Regions from separate parts of the Mus musculus genome. Here region 1 is linked to region 2. A link is a loop called in an ENCODE intact Hi-C map of the cell type or tissue named here. Cell type or tissue: heart. All regions are shown on one strand. Links, peaks and the distances in the headings refer to the core of each region. The heading gives the core; the rest is flanking DNA. Region 1 overlaps Tjp2 (tight junction protein 2). Region 2 holds the start of Tjp2 (tight junction protein 2).

Evidence for each region. Peaks named below come from ENCODE experiments on the same cell type or tissue, not always from the same donor. Only the 100,000 strongest peaks of a DNase experiment are listed, where the experiment ranks them.
Region 1: a loop joins it to region 2, with 2.2 times the contacts of the local background. A loop is called at or near these places in 18 of 42 quality-filtered maps.

Annotation. Positions count from the first base shown.
Region 1 is chr19:24,162,289-24,172,264 of GRCm38, reverse strand. All of the region lies in intron 2 of Tjp2 (tight junction protein 2), which reads left to right. Among named protein-coding and RNA genes, the nearest start is that of Tjp2, 58 kb to the left of the region's middle. In heart, for the core only: no CTCF peak of the experiment used is centred there; a DNase peak (open chromatin) is centred at 5,584; H3K4me3 peaks cover 2,309 bases; H3K27ac peaks cover 3,057 bases.
Region 2 is chr19:24,219,718-24,229,693 of GRCm38, reverse strand. It overlaps Tjp2 (tight junction protein 2), which reads left to right and starts at 4,668. Exons shown (of 24, transcript NM_001376368.1): 1 at 4,668-4,843. In heart, for the core only: CTCF peaks have their summits at 2,358 (motif pointing right), 4,467 and 7,996 (motif pointing right); DNase peaks (open chromatin) are centred at 4,103 and 4,643; H3K4me3 peaks cover 2,437 bases; H3K27ac peaks cover 2,224 bases.

The DNA of each region.
Region 1 (9,976 bases), core at 1,098-9,097, 57 kb after region 2:
TCTTTCAGGGAAGAAAGCATGTGAGCAGATACTTCCTCATGCAAGTCACCATAGAGAATGGCTGGGAATGCATTTACCTCACGGTGCACTGGCAGAGAGTAGGCGCCTAGGGACACAGTGGTCATGGGTCCCCAAAGTTAAGCACGAGAATCAAGTGAAGGGTTTTGGGTTGATAAGGGAGGCGAGGTCTAGAAATCTAGAAGTGCCAGATAATTGCCAATGGAAAGTCTGAGAGGCCAAAAAGGTGGTACAACTCTTTTTGGAAGGCCTGGGATGGCACTGACCCAACCTTGGGAAGGACAATCATAGAAACTCCTAATGTAGTAATTAGTGGTTCGGCTCTCCTAACAGCCCAGTGAGCTGCGTTCAGAGTAAAGGCCACTCCACTTCCAACACGGTAAAGGGTCCTCTTTTTGAGGTTTGCTTAGGACCAGTTTCATCTTTGTATCGCCTTATGGGGAGTTTGTTTGAAGTGACTACTGCCTGAATTGGCTTCACTCTTGATCTAGTTCCTTGCACGTGGACAGCAGATCGCAGCTAACCAGCTATGTCCTGTGTGTGGACAGATCACAGTTAACCAGCTGTGTCCTGTGTGAGGACAGCAAATCGCTGCTAACCAGCTATGTCCTGTGTGAGTGGTGAGCTCTTCTTGAATGTATCTGAGTGCTTGGGCAATGACAATATCCCCTCTGTTAGCTTTCTTTTCTTTTTTTTTTTTTTTTTAAGATTTATTTATTAATATATGTAAGTACACTGTAGCTGTCTTCAGACACTCCAGAAGAGGGAGTCAGATCTTGTTGCAGATGGTTGTGAGCCACCATGTGGTTGCCGGGATTTGAACTCTGGACCTTCGGAAGAGCAGTCGGGTGCTCTTACCCACTGAGCCATCTCACCAGCCCCCTCCGTTAGCTTTCTTTTCACACAATTTTCCCCCCTCCTGAGGTTATTTTTTAAGGAGACAGATTCTTGAAAGTAGGTGTGAGGGGGGTTACCTTAGGTCACTGTAGCTCTGTGTACAAGAGTAGTTGTTTAAAAAGACATTTGATTAGGTTTTGGCTTGAGATGTGGTAGCCATAGGGCAGCAGTAGAATTGGGGAGGACCAATGATCACTCGACTTTCATCATCTCCCAAGATAACTAGCCATTAGGGAATTCCTTGCCTAATCCCTAAAACAAATCTCATTAAGCAGCCTGACCATATTAAAGCTTTATCTCAAATAAGAGCTGTCTCTCAATAAAATGCCTCGTTGGTTATATATATCCTTAGCAACAATCAGGGATGCAAAAACTTGTGGCCCCAGTGACCTTGATGTTGTGAGATAAAGATGTTTTGGGTTTGGGGCTATCTTGTGCATGGTTTCCCCAGGCTTGGGTGGAGGGGAGCTAAAGTATCCTGTCAGCCCGTCTATTGAGAGTCTCTGGATTCCAAGCCCAAGAGTCAGGGCCATAGACTGAGACACCCAACCTAATACCAGTGTGGTGAATTTAAGCACATCAGAGTTCATGGAAACCAGGTTTAAAAATAGAGAATGGGGGCTGAAGGGATGGCTCAGCGTTTAAGAGGACTGACTGCTCTTCCAGAGGTCCCTGAGTTCAATTCCCAGCAACCACATGGTGCCTCACAACCATCTGTAATGGGATGCCATGCCTTCTTCTGGTGTGTCTGAAGAGAGTGACAGTGTATTCATATACATTAAATAAATAAATGAATAAATAAATTAATCTTAAAGAAAAAAAGAACAGAGAGCCATGTAGTGGCCAGTTAACCAGTACAGGAAATGTTGTGATGCCCCGTCCTCCTTTTTAGTAGCAGCTCTTACACCTGTGACATTCTAAGGAGGTGTTAGCTTTAACTGTTAAAAAGAACGATCCTGGTATCCAGTATCCATCATTGCAATGGCTAGTGTTTATTTGGGAGGTACCTGGGAAGGCAGTCCATAGGCTTGCAGGGTTTTTGTGTAATGCTGAACTGTGAGTTGGAGTTCTTCTCTTTCTTTCCACTTGATTTAGACTTGTGCTTCTAAGAATTTGGCAACTGCGCTAATTTCCTAAGCACCCGGAGGTCATTGTGTGCTTGGGCCGTGGTGTTGCTGATCAGAAGTGTGATGGGCAAGAACCCTGATACTGGGCTGCACCACCGCTCTCTGTCCTGGTGGTGTGTGTGTGTTTTTTTTTTTTTTTTTTAAATGACAGGTGCCTATTATTTTGGCCATTATCCCTAAGCCTCTCAGAAAACACACTAAGGACTTTGACCAGCCATTTGATTGTTTTTTTGTTTTTGTTTTCCCCCTTTGGAGTATTTTCTCAGTTGTGGTTCATAAAAACTTGCAGTACAAAAGGTTCTTTAAAATGTAATTAATTAGTTTTATGTGTATGCTGCTTTGTTGCATGGAAGTCTATATATTGCTTTTATGTGTTTGCTGCTGGAAGTGGGGATTGGATTTCCTGGGACTATAGTTACAGATGGTTTTATGAGTAGCCATCTTGGGGCTGGGTCCTCATCAAGAGCAGCAAATGCTTTTAATGTTGGGAACCACTTCTTCAGCCCCGTTTTTGTTTTGCTTTTGTTTTTCCAAGACAGGGTTTCTCTCTGTAGCCCCGGCTGTACTAGAACTCCATAGACCAGGCTGGTCTTGAACTCAGAGATCTGCCTGCCTCTGTTTCCAGAGTGCTGGGATTAAAGGCATGTACCACTTTTAATTTAGATAATTTAATTAATAAGTTAATTTAAATAATGAAACAGCAATAATGGAGTAATCCAGCCGCTTGTGGCAGCACACGCCTTTAATCCTACCACTCCTGGAGGGGCAAGTTTGCAGATCTCTGTGAGTTCTAGGTTAGCCTGGGCAACATAATAAGATCCTGTCTCAAAATAAACACAAACAGAAAACCACCACCACCACCAAAACCTACCCAATAATTCTCTTCGACAGGAATTAAATTCTATCTTTTTTATTAGCTTCTTGGATGGGACATATTCTGTTTTTCAGTTGTTATACATTAATATCGAGTGAGGAGTGGAAGCCAAAGCCAGTCAGCATTCCCACTTATTTGAAGGTTGGGTAGCTTAGGATGAAACAAAAATAAATGTGAAGTAAAACCGCATTAAGATTTGTGAACTTTTCATGGTAAGTCAGTAGTAGACTGTACAAATTGAAAGCATGAAGGCTATTGCTCTCTGAGCCTTGGGTGTCACTGTGTAAAGCACATGTGACTTGGTTCAGGAGAGCTCTCGAGTATATACCTTCCCAGCCCCACCATACCTTCATGAGCAGCACATGCAGAGACATCCTGGGAGAGCAGAAGTGTTGAGCACATGGCCTCTGTCTTGAGCCTGTGGACAACCCCACTCCCCCACCCCCATCCCCCATTTCTGCAATTCTTCTGACTGTTTGCCCATGGTGTGTCTGTGGGGCTCTTTTAACATCTGGCTGGATTCCCTTCCTTTTTCTGCTTTCTCCGAGTAGGTGATACATCGAAAGTTGCATGGCCAAATGCTGTTCATTCTTTTGTGATAAAGTGGTGGGGCGGGGAGGAGGTACTCCCGCCCTTCCAGGGAATAGCACTTTGTTTTCAAGTGCGGCCTGAAGAATGCAGATCACCAAATAGCTTGCCACGCGTAAAGGTTTTAACTTCTCAGGGTCTTTACAGAATGTGTTGTGTGGCGGGATTCTTGGTTTTCGTTAATGAATTAGCTTTATGGTGCTGCGGATGGAACCTACTTATATACTTCTGGTGCATACATGGAGCTATAAAGGGGGCTCTGACAAGGATGCTGTAGGAACCGCAAAGTTTGAGGTAGAAAAACAACCCCTTGCTTTGACTTAAGGAGGACAGTTGAGGTGCACGCTGATGTGAAGGAAAAGGAAAAGGAGACACTCTGAATTATAGCCGTTCTCTAGTTGTGTGCCTGTGGCGCCATTTGTGAAGTGTCCGAAGCCTCTGGCTGGTGACTTGTATTTAGTCATTTCATAGCAGGACATGCTATTTGATGAGTGCCGCCTGGCAGATGGTTACAGTTGGGTCTTTAACAGGATACAGGCTGCCATCCAGCCACAGTAGAGTATACTTTGTAATGTGCTTATTTGAACTTAGACTAATGTTTTAGCCTGACTAGACTTTGATGGGTGTGGCTTTTATGTTTCTCCTCCTCCTCCTGTTCTGTGTGAGGAGTAAATATAGTAATGGGGAAAATGTAATCTTGACACATCTCTGAATGAACACCTCCCGTCCCCTTTGTTGCTTCAGGAAGCTGTGGGTGGAACCCAGGGCCTGGAATATCCTAAGTACCTGCTGTGCCAGGTACTTATTAGAGTTAAAATTATTTTATTATATGCCTGCACTTATATTGCACAACAATGGGTACCTGTTGTCCCTTGGAGGCCAGAAGAGGCTTGGCAGATCCTCTGGGTCTGGGCTGACAGGTGATTGTGAGCAGAGAATGAAGTTCTGGGAATCAAACCCTGGTCCTTGGCAAGAACAGCTAGTGCTTTTAACTGCTGAGACACCTGTCCAGACCAGGTTTGTAGCTTTTTTTGGTGGTAAGTTTTTAGACTGTACACCAGTCTCAAAGTCCAGTTACATTTTTGCCATCCTAACAAAGGAAAACGTGGATCGTGATAGAGAAACTTTAGTTCCTTGAGTTGAAGGTAAGGCGAGCCAGGTGTTGTGTGACTTAATTTTTTATTTTACGGGGTGGACAAAACACTCAATCCCAGATTGGGAACCCATGATACACCCAATTTTTAGTGGTAAGGATACCACCAAAGTCCAGCTTGGCGACCCAGTGAGTTTTATTGGGGTTCCCTACAGGAATCTGAATTCAGGAATAGAAATGATCCCATATGGATGAGCACAGATCACCCCAGAATAACTCTTATCGCCAAAGTTCACCCCGGCATGGGTGACAGCTCACAAAGGCTGGGAACCTGGACCACACTGGACAGCCTGCAGGCAGCTCAGCAGATTGGAGGGTCCTTTGCAGCTTCAGGTGGCAGAAATGTCTTCCAAGCAGGTCTTTTTGCTTGAGAGTCGTCTTCCCCGCAGGGGTGTGTGTGTGTGTGTGTGTGTTTACCTCCCTGCCTAAGGAGCTCCCCTGCAGGACCAAAAGTTTTTAAGGTCTAATGCTTTCTAGTAGTATTTGTTCCTTCTAGGGCTTGGAGCTTCTAGGGCCTTTGTTCTCAGGAGGAAGGAAAAAGAAATTTGTCAGCCGGCCTCATTGCTTTAATGTCCGACTATAGCAATTTGTTTACATGATCTGAGAGCTGATCCTACCCACTTGGCTCAAGTTCAGTTTCTTCTTTTTGCCTTACAAGGATAGCAGGCGCACCTGAGAACCTGGGTGGGTGGGGTTTCACCCAGGAGAGTCATCCCTGTAGCTCGGAGACAACACCTTCACGTCACCGGCCACTCTCAGTCTCCGGAGGATTCAGCGGAGTAGAATCGATGAGATTAGTGAGGGAGGTTCTTAGCAAAACTAAAGGACTTCCTGGTGAGCTCAGTTTCCGACCGAGGAGCAGGCTTCTTCCTCTTTAGCCCTCTTCAGTGAGGAGTCAGCTGCTCGGCTGTGTGGGATTGGCTGGTGTACACCTGCCCCTGTTTCCTCCGGCCACTGCATACCGCCAGTCACTTCCCATTAGCTGTGAGCCCTGCCCTTGTGTGAGTCAGAGTGGTAGGCACAAGGGCTCTCGGGGCAGGGCATCAGACGAAGTCACTGTGTACTTATCAGATTGACTCGATTTGGGAAGGCATGAGCTAGCATGACTCAGACTAGTGGCGAACTTAATTGAGAGAATTCCTCATATTTCTGTAGCGAATGGATGATAGTTGGATGAACTAAAAAGTCTTAACCAAAAAAAGTGTAGAATTGCTTCTGGACCTCTCAGTGTGCTGTTGTTGAGATGGGGCTGTGTTTAGCTCAGGTTGGTCTCCATTAAAATTGTTACTGTGTTGCAGAACTTAGGCCCAGAAGCAGCAGAAACTGCAGCGCTAATTAACTGGCCACTTTATGTGAGTTGCAGACCTCAGCTCTGCTTAGTTTAGATGGCTAATAAAGTCATCTGTGGCCCCTAACTTCCTGGGGGCTCTCAGTGCTCGAGTGTAAAGCTTAGAGAACATTCTAAGGAGTTTGGAGCAAGATATTCCAAATTACTTGCTCTTTCAGCTATATGTGTGTGTTATTTTCTTATTTTTTTTCTTTTAAAAAGGCATCCATTGGATTCTTTCAGAAAGACGTTTTTAAAAAGACATACTGTTTAACGGCAAAGGTCCCAGGGAGCCTGGTAGTTGCTTAGCTCACAGAGCAATGGAAAGATCTGTTATTAAGTTGCAGCTTGAATAATGTACTAGCCAGAGCCACAGGGTTCTCTTCCCTCAAGCCAGTAGCGACTGTCTTCTCCTCCCTTTTCCAGATTTTATTTTAATTTTTTTCTGGAATTATTTTTTTCTCTATATGTATGGTGTTTTGCCGTCTTGTATGTCTGTGTACTCGGTGGTTGTTTGCGCCTTATACTCTCAGAGGCCAGACAAGAATCTCACATCCCTGGAGCCGGAGCTAGAGACTTCCTTTTTCCTCCATCTGTATATTAGGTCTGGCTGTGTGTCCTGGAGCTCACTATGTAGACTAGGTGAGATCCTCCTGACTGGGATTAAAGATGTGCACCACCATGCCCAGTTTATAGACACAGACTTGTTAAAAGGAAAAATGTGCGCTTAGCACAAAGGAGATGTATTTGCTCTGGAGGGACAGAGGTCAGGGTTAAGGGATGAGACAGGAGCCAGAGGAAGAGGGAGAACGGAGAGAAAAGAAAGAAGAGGGTTATTTGTCTTGGAATGGGATAAAGGGCTGCCTCTGGATGGAGAGGGGACAGGCAAATGATGGTTTATAAAGGTGAAATGGGAAACCCTGTGCTGAGATGAAGTGTTTAATTTTAATTGTGCATGTTAATTAGGTGCCTGAAGGGAGCTTTTGATTGCTAGACTTTACAGCTGGACCTTGGTAGTCAGTTTCTGGAATAGGAATTAGCAATAAGGAAATAGACCATGGGGGGTTAGCCTTTGGAATGGATAGCAGTTTGGTGTGTTTGTTTGTTTGTTTTTGTTGTTGTTTTTAAGCGAGGCAGAGGGAATGGAGGAGAAGGGCCAGGTCTGCTAGAGTCATGCTGGCCAACTCAAGGTAGCTAGAGTCCCTTCAGTTGTGAGCTGCCCCGTGGGTCCTAGAAAATGAACCCAGGTTCTCTGTAAGAGCAGCAAGTGCTCTTATCCACTGGGGAGTCTTTCCAACCCTTATTATTTAAAAATAAGTTTGGTTTATTATTTTTTTTAAAGATTTATTTATTTATTATATGTAAGTACACTGTAGCTGTCTTCAGACACTCCAGAAGAGGGCGTCAGATCTCATTACGGATGGTTGTGAGCCACCATGTGGTTGCTGGGATTTGAACTCAGGACCTTTGGAAGAGCAGTCGGGTGCTCTTACCTGCTGAGCCATCTCACCAGCCCCCGGTTTATTTTTAATGTGTATGTGTGCACCCACATATCCCTGGAGGCCTGTTGTCAGATTCCCTGGAGCTGGGCTTACAGGCAATTGTGAGCCCCCTGATGGGGTGCTGGGAACTGAATTCAGCAGAAGAGGAAGCACTCTGAATCACCCCCTGGACTGGAGTTCTAAGCAGTTGTGAGCCGCCTGCTGTGGCTCCTGGGAACGGAAGGAGGGTCCTCTAAAGAGCAGTAAGCCTTCCTCCCTCCAGCCCCACTCCAGCTTTCTTGGAGGGCTTCTTGAGAATCCATTTTCATTCTTTTCTCCACCTTTTCCAGGCAAAGCTGCTTGTGGGGGAGGGTGGCGTCCCGGGGGAGGGTGGCGTCCCCTGGGAGGGGGAAGCCTCCCACACACCCTTGCCTTTTGCCATAGACTTTCCCCCCAGGGTGAACTTTTGCAGGGATGAGCACAGAAGGGGCCCCAGGCTGCAGTTGGGAGCCTCTTCTGGCTCCCCTTCCAGCCAGGCTAGAAACCAGACTTCTGATTGATGGTTGCGAGAGGAACTTCCTCATTCAGGGACTCCTGTGAAAGTGCTTGCTCTCCGTTGCTTCAGCTGGAGTCCAGCACTTCTGAGCATGTCCTCCAGGAAGGCACTTCTCCAGCCTCAGGCTGCTCTGGTTAGTGTCTGGGTGAGTTTTAAGAGGGGAGAGAGATTTGTGGCATCTTAGACACTCCCTGAAATTTCCCAGGTATGAAACTGAAAACGTTTGTTTCTTTCCTCCTAGTGTTATTGTTACCGGGGCAAATCAGGCTGCTGGAGACTCTTGGAAAGTAAGAGGCCCCCAGGTGGTCCAGAGTTGCATATGGCCTGTGTCAGGATTTATTTTCTTTCCTTTTTGGGCTGCTGGGAAAAACTCAGGCCTCTGTTCCTGTTAGGCAAGCGTTCTAACCTCAGAGCTACAGCCCTAAGCGAAGCCTATGTGTTTGTTTTTTCTAAGATAGAGTTTTCCTGTGTGCTTTGGCTGTTCTGGAAATCACTCTGTAGACCACGAACTCAGAGATCTGCCTGCCTCTGCTTCCAGAGTGCTGGGATTAAAGGCAACCTGGCCTAAAGTGAAGGTTTTAATCTAAAGTCTGGGAGGCGTATTAGTTGGATACACTGCTCAAATGCCCAGCTTGGCAGCTGACTCTAGGAGGGAGTGGTTGGAGAGGGAAAGAAAGATACTCTGAGCCTTCTTAAGAACTGGAGTTTAAAACAGTTTGTCTGGAATGTTTCCATACAGAAAGAATTTACCAAAGCAACAGAAGGATCCAGGAAAGATCTGCCCTCTACAGTCTACAGAGTCATTTTCAAACATTTTCTAGATTGCCATGTTTATGGTGTTTGGTGAAGTATTTATATATAGATTTGTGTTTACTTTTCAAATAAAAGGCTTAATTTTTTTTTTTTTTTGGATTTGGTGCTGAAAGTAAGGGTATTTTATTGTGGTAAAGTATAATATTAAATTTAATATTTTAAATATATGACTCATTAGTACTTGTTCTGTGTTGTGCCATCTAGTCACAGGCTTCCAGGAAGTCAGTGGTGTGGTTACCATTTGGATAGAAAGGTGGACACTTTGTATCATCGTCAAACTGGCCCCACCAAGAGAACCTTATTTAATTCCCCTCTCCGGGAACAGTTTTGTTTGACATGAAGACTTCAGTGTTTATGGCTTCCTTCTTTCCAGGGAATCTCCATGACATGTCTGTGTTGTTGTGTGAGACTCACTAGTTCGTTTGTTGCTTAGTAACATTCCACGCGTGCGCATGTGCATGTTCAACTTCATTCCACGTGTGCATACCCAACATCATCCTATGCCTATGTACATGCATCGTCATTCCATGTATATACATGCAGCGTCTTCCCATGTGTGTGCACACTCATCACTCCATGTATTACACATGCAGCATCATTCCTTGTGTGTGCACACTCATCACTCCATGTGTATTCACATTCAGCATTTTATTCTTTTGATGGACTTTTTTTTAAAGTTGCTATTATGAATAAAGCTCTTTTAAAAAAAATTCCTGCACATCATTTTGGGTACACATACATATCTTTCAGGTGTGAATTCCAAGTATTCGAATCCTTATGTTGTGACCTATGGATGATTGTGTCAATCTGTAACTCTGACGTCCCATAGACCTGACCATGACTTATTTTATCTTGTTGCTTCTTTCCCTGATCAGAAGCAGTTTACTATTTATCATGTTCAGTCTTTGTGTCTGTAAACCAGGCATTAAATGCAGAGCCTATTGGTCAGGGTTTAGTCAGGAGAAAAAAATATATAGGTGTGTGTGCGTGTGTATATATATATATATATATATACACACGCACGCACACACACACACACACACACACACACACACACACACACACACACATATATATAGGTTATTTCTAGGAAAGAGAAACTAGTGCAGAATATTGGCATTGCCAGTCCACCAAACAATTGA
Region 2 (9,976 bases), core at 1,351-9,350:
TGAGTTGCAAGTGCCTCTTACCTGCTGAGCCATCTTGCCTATCTTCTGAGCCATCTTGTCTGTCCCAGCTTCGTTGTTTTGAGACAGGTCTCATGTAGTCCAGGCAGACAGGCCTTGAACTTGCTGTGTAGCCCTGATATTGAAATTCTGGCTCTGTGCCTGTACCTTCCTAGTTCTGGTACCAACTTCTGTCTTATGGTTTTACTGCTGTGAACAGACACCATGACCAGGGCAACTCTTATAAGGATGACATTTCATTGGGGCTGGCTTACAGGTTGATAAGATAAGTTGAGTCTATCATCATCAAGGCAGGAGCAGAGCAGAGTCCAGGCAGGTCTGATGTAGGAGGAACAGAGTTCTACAGCTTCATCTGAAGGCTGCTAGAAGACTTGACTTCCAGGCAGCTAGGATAAGGGTCTAAAGCCCATGATGACACAGACACACCTACTCTACAAGGCCACACCTACTCCAACAAATCCACACCTCCAAATAGTGCCACTCCCTGGCCAAGCATATTCCAACCACCACATTCCACTCCCTAGGCCCCATAGGCTGGTTCAAACACATGAGTCTATAGAGGCCATACCTGGCCATAGCATCATAAGAAAAGAACAGATAGTCCAACTTCCAGAGTCCCCGTAGGCTATAGCAGTTTCAACAATGTTAAAAGTCCAAAGTTCAAAGTCTCTTCTGAGATTCATCCAATCACTTAACTGTAATCCCCAAGGCAAGACAGGAAACCACCTAGACACAATCCAAACTCTGCTTCTCTGTGTCTGATGTCAAAATGGTCTTCAGATCTCCACTCCTTTTTCATCTTTGTTGACTACAACCCACTTCTTTCTCCTGGGCTGGTTCCACTCCCTGTTAGCAGCTTTCCTCAGCAGGTATCCCACAACTCTCACAGCTCTAACATCTTGGGGTGTCCAAGGCAACTTCAATGTTATAACTTCTTGTTCCAGTGTGTCCCGGATCCACACACGATCTTCTGGGCTCCTCCAAAGGGCTTGGGTTACATCTCCAGCTCTGCCCTCTGTAGTATTCTAGGCTCTGGTTGACTCCACTCCACTGTTGCTGCTGTTCTTGATGATCATCCTATGGTACAGGCATCTCCAATACACTGGGGTCTTGCTGCAACTAGGCTTCACCCATATCCTCTCATAGGCTCCCTTCATGGTGCCAAGCCTCAACTTCTTTGCATGACCCCTTCAGTACTGGGCTATCAGCTGCAACTGAGGCCGCACTTTTACCAATGGCCTGCCCTGGCCTCTGACAGTCCCAGTCCTCAGCTGCTCTTCATGACTCCTTCATGTCTTTAAAACCAATACAACCAGGGATGGGGGGTGGGTGGGGGAGGGTTGACTCTTACCCATTACCTAGTCCAGCTGCAGCATGAGGTACGACCTTGGCTACCTCTGGAACACAGCTTCTTTGTGGTCTCAGGTAACACTTCCCAGAAGATTTCACCTCAGTGGTTTTGGTCTCTTCTTAATCACTGCTAATTTCTTAGCTCCAACTAGCCAGCATCAATTGTCCCAGTAGTTCCTTCTATCTTGACTGTAAAGCCAGAGCCACATGGCCGGCCGAAGCTCCTGAATCCTGCTGCTTGCTGGGATTGGAGCATGGCTCCCCTTATCATATCAACAGCTTTCTGTTTTCCAACTCCCTCACTTCATAAGCTTGGCTGCCCTGGAACTTGCTCTGGAGATCGTCCTTGAACTCAGAGATCTGCATGGCTCTGTCTCCTGGGATTAATGGTGTGAACCTCCATGCCTGGACCTAAACTTATTGAGCTTGGAGAAGCCTCTGGCTATACAGATAATGTGAGGATCACTTAGACTTTTAGATATCTCCAGGCCTGGTTATGGGAGCTTGGGGAGTCCCTGGCTGTAAGGGTCATTTAGACTACTAGCCACTGCCAGTCCTGGGTGTGGGAGCTTGCTATGGTCTGGCTCACTGGTAACATACAACACCAGGCTATAAGTCGCTTCTAGTTCTCAGCTTTCTCAATGGAACAACAGGTTTTGGGTTGTTGATTCTGTTTGTTTGTTTGTTTGTTTGTTTTACATCTTTCTCATTGGAAAGGCAATCCTGTGTGCTTAACATTCCTGGTTTCCCTGGAGATTTGTGGGCACAAGGACTTCACGCTGTACTCCCAACAGGGTCTCAGGCTAGCAATAGACTGTAACTCTACTTCCAGGGAATCCAATGGCCTCTTTTAGCCTCTGACAGTACCAGACATGTACACAGTGCACAGACATACATGCAGACAAAACAACCATACTATCAAATGCAAACATAAATAATTTTTTAAAAAAAATTTACTTATTTATTATATGTAAGTACACTGTAGCTGTCTTCAGACACTCCACAAGAGGGAGTCAGATCTCATTATAGATGGCTGTGAGCCACCATGTGGTTGCTGGGATTTGAACTCAGGACCTTCGGAAAAGCAGTCAGTGCTCTTAACCGCTGAGCCATCTCTCCAGGCCCCCCATAAATAATTTAAAATGCACACACACACACACACACACACACACACACACACACACACACACACACACACACACAACTGGACATGGTAGTTTTTTAACTCTGCCCCACAGTTACCTGGCAATAGCCAGGTGTGCCTGACTTACTATAAAAGGGGCTGCTTGTCCCCTCCTCACTCTCTTCTTCTCCTCTTCCCTCTCTGTCCCTTCTCTCCCCATTCCTCTCCCCCTCTTTCTCCACATGTTAATGGCTGGCCTCTGCTCCTCTTCTCGCTCTCTTTATCTCTCTCTCTCTCTCTGTCTCTACTCTCTCGACTCCTCATGCTCTAAATAAACTCTATTCCATGCTATATCTGTCATATGGCTGGTACCTCAGGGGGTTGGGATGCCTCAGCATGGGCCCAGAGTCACCCCTTCACCGTACCTCACCCTACAAACATATTCCAAGTTCTTTCTCTCTCTCTGTCTCTCTCTCTTTTTTAAAAACACAACAGCAGTGTTCACCCCATTATTCCAGTACTTGGGAGGCTGAGGCAGGAGGATTACCCCAAAATTGGAACCAGCAGGATTGCATGGAAGGGCCATTAGGGCCATAGTAACTAAGACCTCAACTCAAAAAAAGAAAAAGCAAATTCATGGGTAGGTGTTTTTCCTTTCTTAGTAAATGGAGGCACAATTGGTATGCTTTTATTTGCTTAACAGTTTGCTTGTGCTCATTTTTCTTAAAGTGATACTTTCTTAAAGCCTGAGCCTTCAGGTTTGATCTTCCTTTGCCTGGGGCGTGTGTGTGTGTGTGTGTGTGTGTGTGTGTGTGTGTGTGTATTGGCAGGTCTGATAACACCTGTTCCTCAGGATCTGTCCATGTTGGTTTATAAGACCGGGTCTTTCATTTTTCGGGGGCTGGTAAATCCAAGGATCTGTCTCCCCAGCTCTGGGATTACAAATCTGTGCTACCACTCCTGGTTTCTCTTGTTGGGGTTTTGTTTTTGTTGTTGTTGTTTTTGTTCTTTTTTTTTTTTCCTTGAGAGAGTGTCTCAGTTGACATAGTTACTCCTGGCGAAAGGGTTTTGTGGGGAGGAGAGGGCGCTCGTGCGCGAAGTTGCCTGGAATAGAACCTCAGCATCCTTTACAGGATTTTTAAAAAAGCAAACTAAAATACTTAAAATTGCAACGCAGTGGGCAAGTGCGAGCATTCACACCGCACAACTATCACCACTATCCATCTCGCCATCACCACAACTTTTATCCTGTACCCTGGAATCTTCTTAGGATTTTTTTTCCCCCCTGAGACAGGGTTTCTCTGTGTAGCCTGGCTATCCTCGAACTCACTCTGTAGATCAGGCTGGCCTCGAACTCAGAAATCCGTCTACCTATGCCTCCCAAGGGCTGGGATTAAAGGCATACGCTACCACTATCCAGCTTTTCTTTTTATTTTTTTTTTTTTCTTTTTCTTTTCTTTTCTTTTTTTCTTCCTAGGATTTTTTAACCAGACTAGGTTAAATGGAAGGCGAACTTGCGCCCCGGGTGCAGCCTTGGGCACTAGGCACATTCCTCCTTCCCCGCGGTGTGACTAAGCAGGCTCTGGGCTTAGTGCTCCGCCCTCACCTATTGTCCCCCGAGAGGAACCGGTATTTCCGGATTGGAGCCTCAGAGCCAGAGAACCAGGGAGGTTGGAGGGGGAGGGGGATTGAAATTGATCTTAAAACTTATCTTTCACCGATACCATTACCCGTTTCTCTTCTTCCCCAAACAAAAATCAACCCGTTCCACTCCCCTACCGTATACATACAGTGACCCACAAACACCCTTCCCGTGGTTTCTGAGGGGTGACTGACCTTTCCTCGCCAGCACCTGCGGAAAGACTGAAAGCAGATCTGGGCACGAATTAGATAAACCCTGCGAATGTTTATACTCTTGAGCCGAAGCTTGGGGGTTTTGCTGAGAAAAGAGGCGGAAGCGTCGCTCAATCCCTGCCCCACCGCTGGGTGGCGCCGGTGAGGCCTCCCCCTCCGCCAACAGGACGACCCAAAGTGGCGCGAGCTACTTTTTTTTTTTTTTTCCGGGTCTGGAGGAAGCAGGTGATGGCCACCGCCCATCTACCCTCCCCCTAACCACACACACTCTAGATAGGCACTTGTCCCCCTTTCTTCTAGCCCTCCAAACAGGAAATAGGTTGAGTCACAACAATACCCAGGAACGGCCGGTGGCGGAGGTCACTGGCTCCCGCCTGCTGCGGCAGCCCGCGGCACTCCGCCTCCGGACAGGCGCTGCCCGCGCTGCGCCGCCCGACGCCTGGGACCGTCGCTTTCTGCGCGCTGACTCTGCTGGCTGCCGCCGCCCCCCTTCTCCAGGCGAGTACCTGCGGCTCTGTCCCTCCCGGGGTACAAGATTGCTCTGGAGCCTTGGCTCGCCGCGGGGCAGCGTGCGTGAACGCCGGTTGTCCCCGTGGGGTTTGGGATGTGATTTCTTGAGCACTGCTTTTTGCGTGCGTACTTCCATCTCCCACCCTTGGGCAGCCTCGCATCACCGGGGTTGACTTAGGGTCACCCGGGATCTGAGTTTACGCCGCTGCTACAGGTGCCTGGCTCCTCCTTGTCCTTCCAGGCGGGGACATTGTTTCGCTCCCGCAGAGCGTCTCTTCTGCTAGATTCAGAGGGCCTTTGGGTTTCTGTTGGCAGCGATGGTATCTAAGGGGTGGGTGACCTGAACGGGCGCGGAGCGAGGGAAAGCTGGTGTCTGTGTGCAGGTGGGGGCGATCCTGGTGACCATGAGTCTGCCCCCTCCCCCGCCGCCGACAGGAAAACAGTCCCGTCGCTTTGTGAAACATTTAATTCGACTTTGTGTGTGTGTGTATATATATATTTGGGGTCTTTCGACTCTTTTATAAAGGACGAGCCGAGTTGTCAACACAGGGCGTTGTCAGCTCTCCAGGGCTGCTTTCCGTGGCTTTTCTATGGGACTCTCAGTCAAAGCCGAGTTGGAGATTTTTATGTTGGAAAAAGGCCACCGAATGCCAAGCATTCTCCGAGCTTGAAAAGGGTGTTTTCCAGGCTGCTGCAGTGTGCGAGAGGGTTTCTGAGCTACTGTCTCTGAGTTGTCCACCGCGCCTTCCCAGGTCCGCAGGTGTGCGGGTTCTGTTCAGAGGCTCCTCTGGCCTCTAAAAGTTTCCCGACTTTCCTAGTTCATTTGAAAGACCAGTTTCCTGGTAAGGAGAGAGGGATTCTGGGACATTGCCTGGGGGCCTCTTGAAAACCCAGGTTTCAGGCCGCACCCTAGACCTGTTAGCCCTGGGATCTATTTGCACTTTGACCTTTGGGAACCTTTGGCCCAAGAAAAGTGGCGGTGCCCAGCTAAGGAATGAATCACGTCGGACTCCTACTCAGCCTTAAATCTGAATGCTATTTTAAAAATGGGGACAGACAGTACAGCCACACTGGACCTACCCACTCCGCCCCCAGAGCCATTGGCTCTTTATTGAGATTTGAAGATATTTGGCTAACATATAAGGCTGCAGGTTTTTTTGTTTCTGGCCTTGAAATGTGCCTTAAAATGATACGGAACGTGAAATTGAGCATTTTAACCTTCCTAAATGTTAAGTTAAACGGCACCGAATGCCCTCAGTTTTCTTCAGGGGGCTGAGAATCCTGACTAGGAATGTAATAGGCAGAATAGATGCAACATTACTAAGTGGCCAAGGTAGGCTAGCTGCAGGATTCTGTTGTGTGCTTTCCATTAAGGAAGATAAAGAGCCAGGAGGGTTTTCTTTTGTCTAGACTGCAATGGAATGGAGTCACCTAGGGAGTGGACTCAGCCCGCATGAATTAACTAAGTATAGATTCCCCGAAATCTCTTAATTCCTCATTGCCTTGGTACTAAGTAATGAAACTGCACTTAAAAAAAAATTACAGGGCTGGAGAGATGGCCCAGAGGTATTAGCACTGACTGCTCTTCCAGAGGTCCTGGAGTTCAATTCCCAGCAACCACATGGTAGCTCACAACCATCTGAAATAGGATCTGGTGCCTTCTTCTGGTGTGTCTGAAGACAGTTACAGTGTACACATATGCATTAAATAAATAAGTCTTTAAAAAACTTACTTTTTATAACAGAGCTTGGTGGCACTCAGCTTTAATCTCAGCGCTCAGAAGACAGCAGGATGAATTCTGTGAGGTCCAGGCCAGCATGGTTACTAGCAAACTCTAGGCTAGCTAATGAGTGTTTTCTCCTACCTTATGGGTCCTGGGGTGGGAGGGAGCCTTAGACTTGGCTGCAAGCCCCTCTACTGCATGAGTCTTCATTGCTACCCCCACCTCCACCCCACCCCACCCCCTTGTGTGTGAGTGTGTGTGTGTGTGTGTGTGTGTGTGTGGTTGTGTGTATGTGTGGTATGTGTATGTGTTTGTGTGAGTGAGTGTATGTGTGTGTGTGGTATGTATAGTGTGTGTGTATGTGTGTGTGGTGTGAGTGTGTTTATGTGGTGTGTGTATGTGTGTGCTTGTGTGAGTGTGTATGTGTGTGTGTATGTGTGTGTGTGGTATGTGTGTGTTGTGTGTATGTATGTATGTGTGTGTATTGGTGTGTGTGTGTGTATGTGTGTGTATGTGTGTGTTTGTGTGTGTGTGTGGTGTGTGAGTGTGTATGTTGTATGTGTGTGTGTTGTGTGTGTGTATATGTGTGTGGGTGTGTGTGTGGTGTGTGTGCGGGTGTGAGCGCTGTATGCACCGGCATGTGGAAGCCAGAACTTGACATCAGGTGGCTTCCTACCTTCTATCCTGAGGCAATGTCTCTCTCTCACTTGAACCCAGAGCTTCCTGATTTGCCTGTCCAGCTCGCCAGCTTGCTCTGAGGGTCCCTGTCTTCGATTCCCAGTGAGATTACAGTCTGGGCTCTGCCCCACAGTTACTGTTGTCCACAAGTGAAGTTTGAGTGGCAAGTTCTTTACCCACTGAGCGGTCTCTCCAGTCCCTCCCCTACTTTCATATATATATATATATATATATATATATACACACACACACACACACACACAAACACACACACACACACACACACACACACACACACACACACACACATATATATATATATATTTATAGTAAAGTGTATATGGGTGTTTTGGTGTTTTGCCTGACTAAAAGTCTGTGAGCCGTGGTCTGTCTAGTGCTCTTGGAGACCAGAAGAGGGCATTGTATTCATTAACTTTGAGGTTACAAATATTGGGTTTTGGGGAAATCAAACCTAGGTCCTCTGGAAGAACAGCCAGCGCTCTTAACCACTGTGATGTCTCTCCAACACGCCGCCCTCCCCACTTCATTTAACACGGACTTTTAAGTTTTAAAAGTAGCCTGAATGAACTTTAAGAAAAAGCTTCTCTCCGCAAATATTGGAGCCACAGCAAGACTTGAGGGGACTAAAAAAAGATTTTAAATAGAAATTTAAAATATTTCCACCTGTTTTTAAAATATATTTGTAAAAGATTTATTTTATGTTTGTCTATGTGTCCATGTGTGGGTGTGTGCCCGATAAGACCGGAAGAGGGCGTTAGATCCCTTGGAGCTGTAGTTCAAAGACTGGGTGTGTTGGGAACCCAACCTTATAGAGTTCTGCACTTAACCTCTGAGCTCCAATCCCTTCCTGTTATGTTAATGTTCAGGGTGAGGGTCCAGTAGCCCCATCCACAGTAATAAGGATGTTTCTATAGCTTAGGAAATTGTTATAGTGATGAGTTGTTTTCATTTGTTAAAAGCTTCAGTTTGTGGTCTGGCGGCACATTTTCCATGAGAACATAAATGTGAACAGGTCTCAGAAGTCATTGTGATAGATCAAGAACATGACTCAGGACACACAGCAGACGGGGCGCAACGGTGCTGGGCACTTTAATAAATAACTGCCTAGTGGCAGGTCCTTCAAACAGGCTCCTTCTTTTCTTTCTTAAGACTCATGACTGATTGTGTTGGGACTTTCATCTGAAGGAGGTACGCACACGGAGGAAGGAGTTTACAGCTTCCTTTGATTGAAAAGTCCCTTTGAAATTGTTGACAATAACTCAGCCAAGATCTAGCAAGAAAGTCTGTCCATTCCCCGCCCCCCCCCCCCCCCCCCAGAGATTCCGGCATTCACAGCGTTCCAACCGCTAATTCTTCTTACTTCTGCAAGGCTGAGTGGAGCGGAGTTTCCCTCCTTTCTTAGAATAGCTTTGAAAACATACTGTAGTTTCATGTTTTATCTAGCGACAAATGCTGTTTTGTTTGCAGTCCACAGAGAAGGGGGAAAAATCTTTAGGAAACAACCGAGGAAAAATGTTATTAAAAATGAAAACCTGCCAAGTCTTTGGCTCACTAAATCCGGGGTTTATATTGGAATATGTAGGTGTAGGCACCTGTAGTGGTTCTCTTATATAAACAGGTTTAGGAGTCAACTCGGGAAACTGTGCATGCACACACACTTGAGTGGACATTCAAACTAAGACACTGTTTTAAACTTTATTATTTTATCAATTCTTATGTATGGGCCTTTTGCCCATGTATAGGCCAGTGCACCACATCATTTAGTGCCCTCAGAGGTCAGAAAGGGCATGTGGTGCGCAGATGTACATTTGAACAAAACACCCATACAGAAAGCAGAGGATAACAACAATAAAGACATAAGAATCAGTCTGAGCCGGGCAGTGGTGGCACACTCCTTTAATCCCAGCACTTGGGAGGCAGAGGCAGACGGATTTCTGAGTTCAAGGCCAGCCTGGTCTACAGAGTGAGTTCCAGGACAGCCAGGGCTATACAGAGAAACCCTGTCTTGAAAAAAACCAAAACAAACAACCAAACAAAAACTCAGTCTTAGTTTGCCAGTTCTAATCTGCACCCCCTCTCCTCTTCCTCCTCCTTTTTTGAGACAAGGTCTCTGTTTATAACCCTGGCTGTCCTGGGACTCATTCTATGGACTAGGCTGGTGTTGAAATCATAGATAGATATCCTCCTGCCTCTGCTTCCCAAGTGCTGGGATTAAAGGCATCTGATCCATCACCATGCCAGGCCTCTCTTTTTCTAAATGAATGCTTCTTGATACTAGTCTTCATGGAGATTTGGAATACTGGTTTCTCCATAAGAAAGATTAAGGCATTTAACTTTGATTTAGTGTTAGTAAACACTTGGTGTATGATCATTGTAAACCAGAAATTTCTGAATATACTGTGATCCAATCGCCTTCACAATAACCTCAGAGGGCTCTCCAGCTCCTCCCTGCAGCCCCCTCCACTCCTCCCTGCAGCCCCCTCCAGCTCCTCCCTGCAGCCCCCTCCAGCTCCTTCCTGCAGCCCCCTCCAGCTCTCCCTGCAGCCCCCTCCAGCTCCTCCCTGCAGCCCCCTCCAGCTCTCCCTGCAGCCCCCTCCAGCTCTCCCTCCAGCCCCCTCCAGCTCCTCCCTGCAGCCCCCTCCGACTCTCCCTCCAGCCCCCTCCAGCTCCAGCTCCCTCTCCAGTCCCCCTCCTGCCAC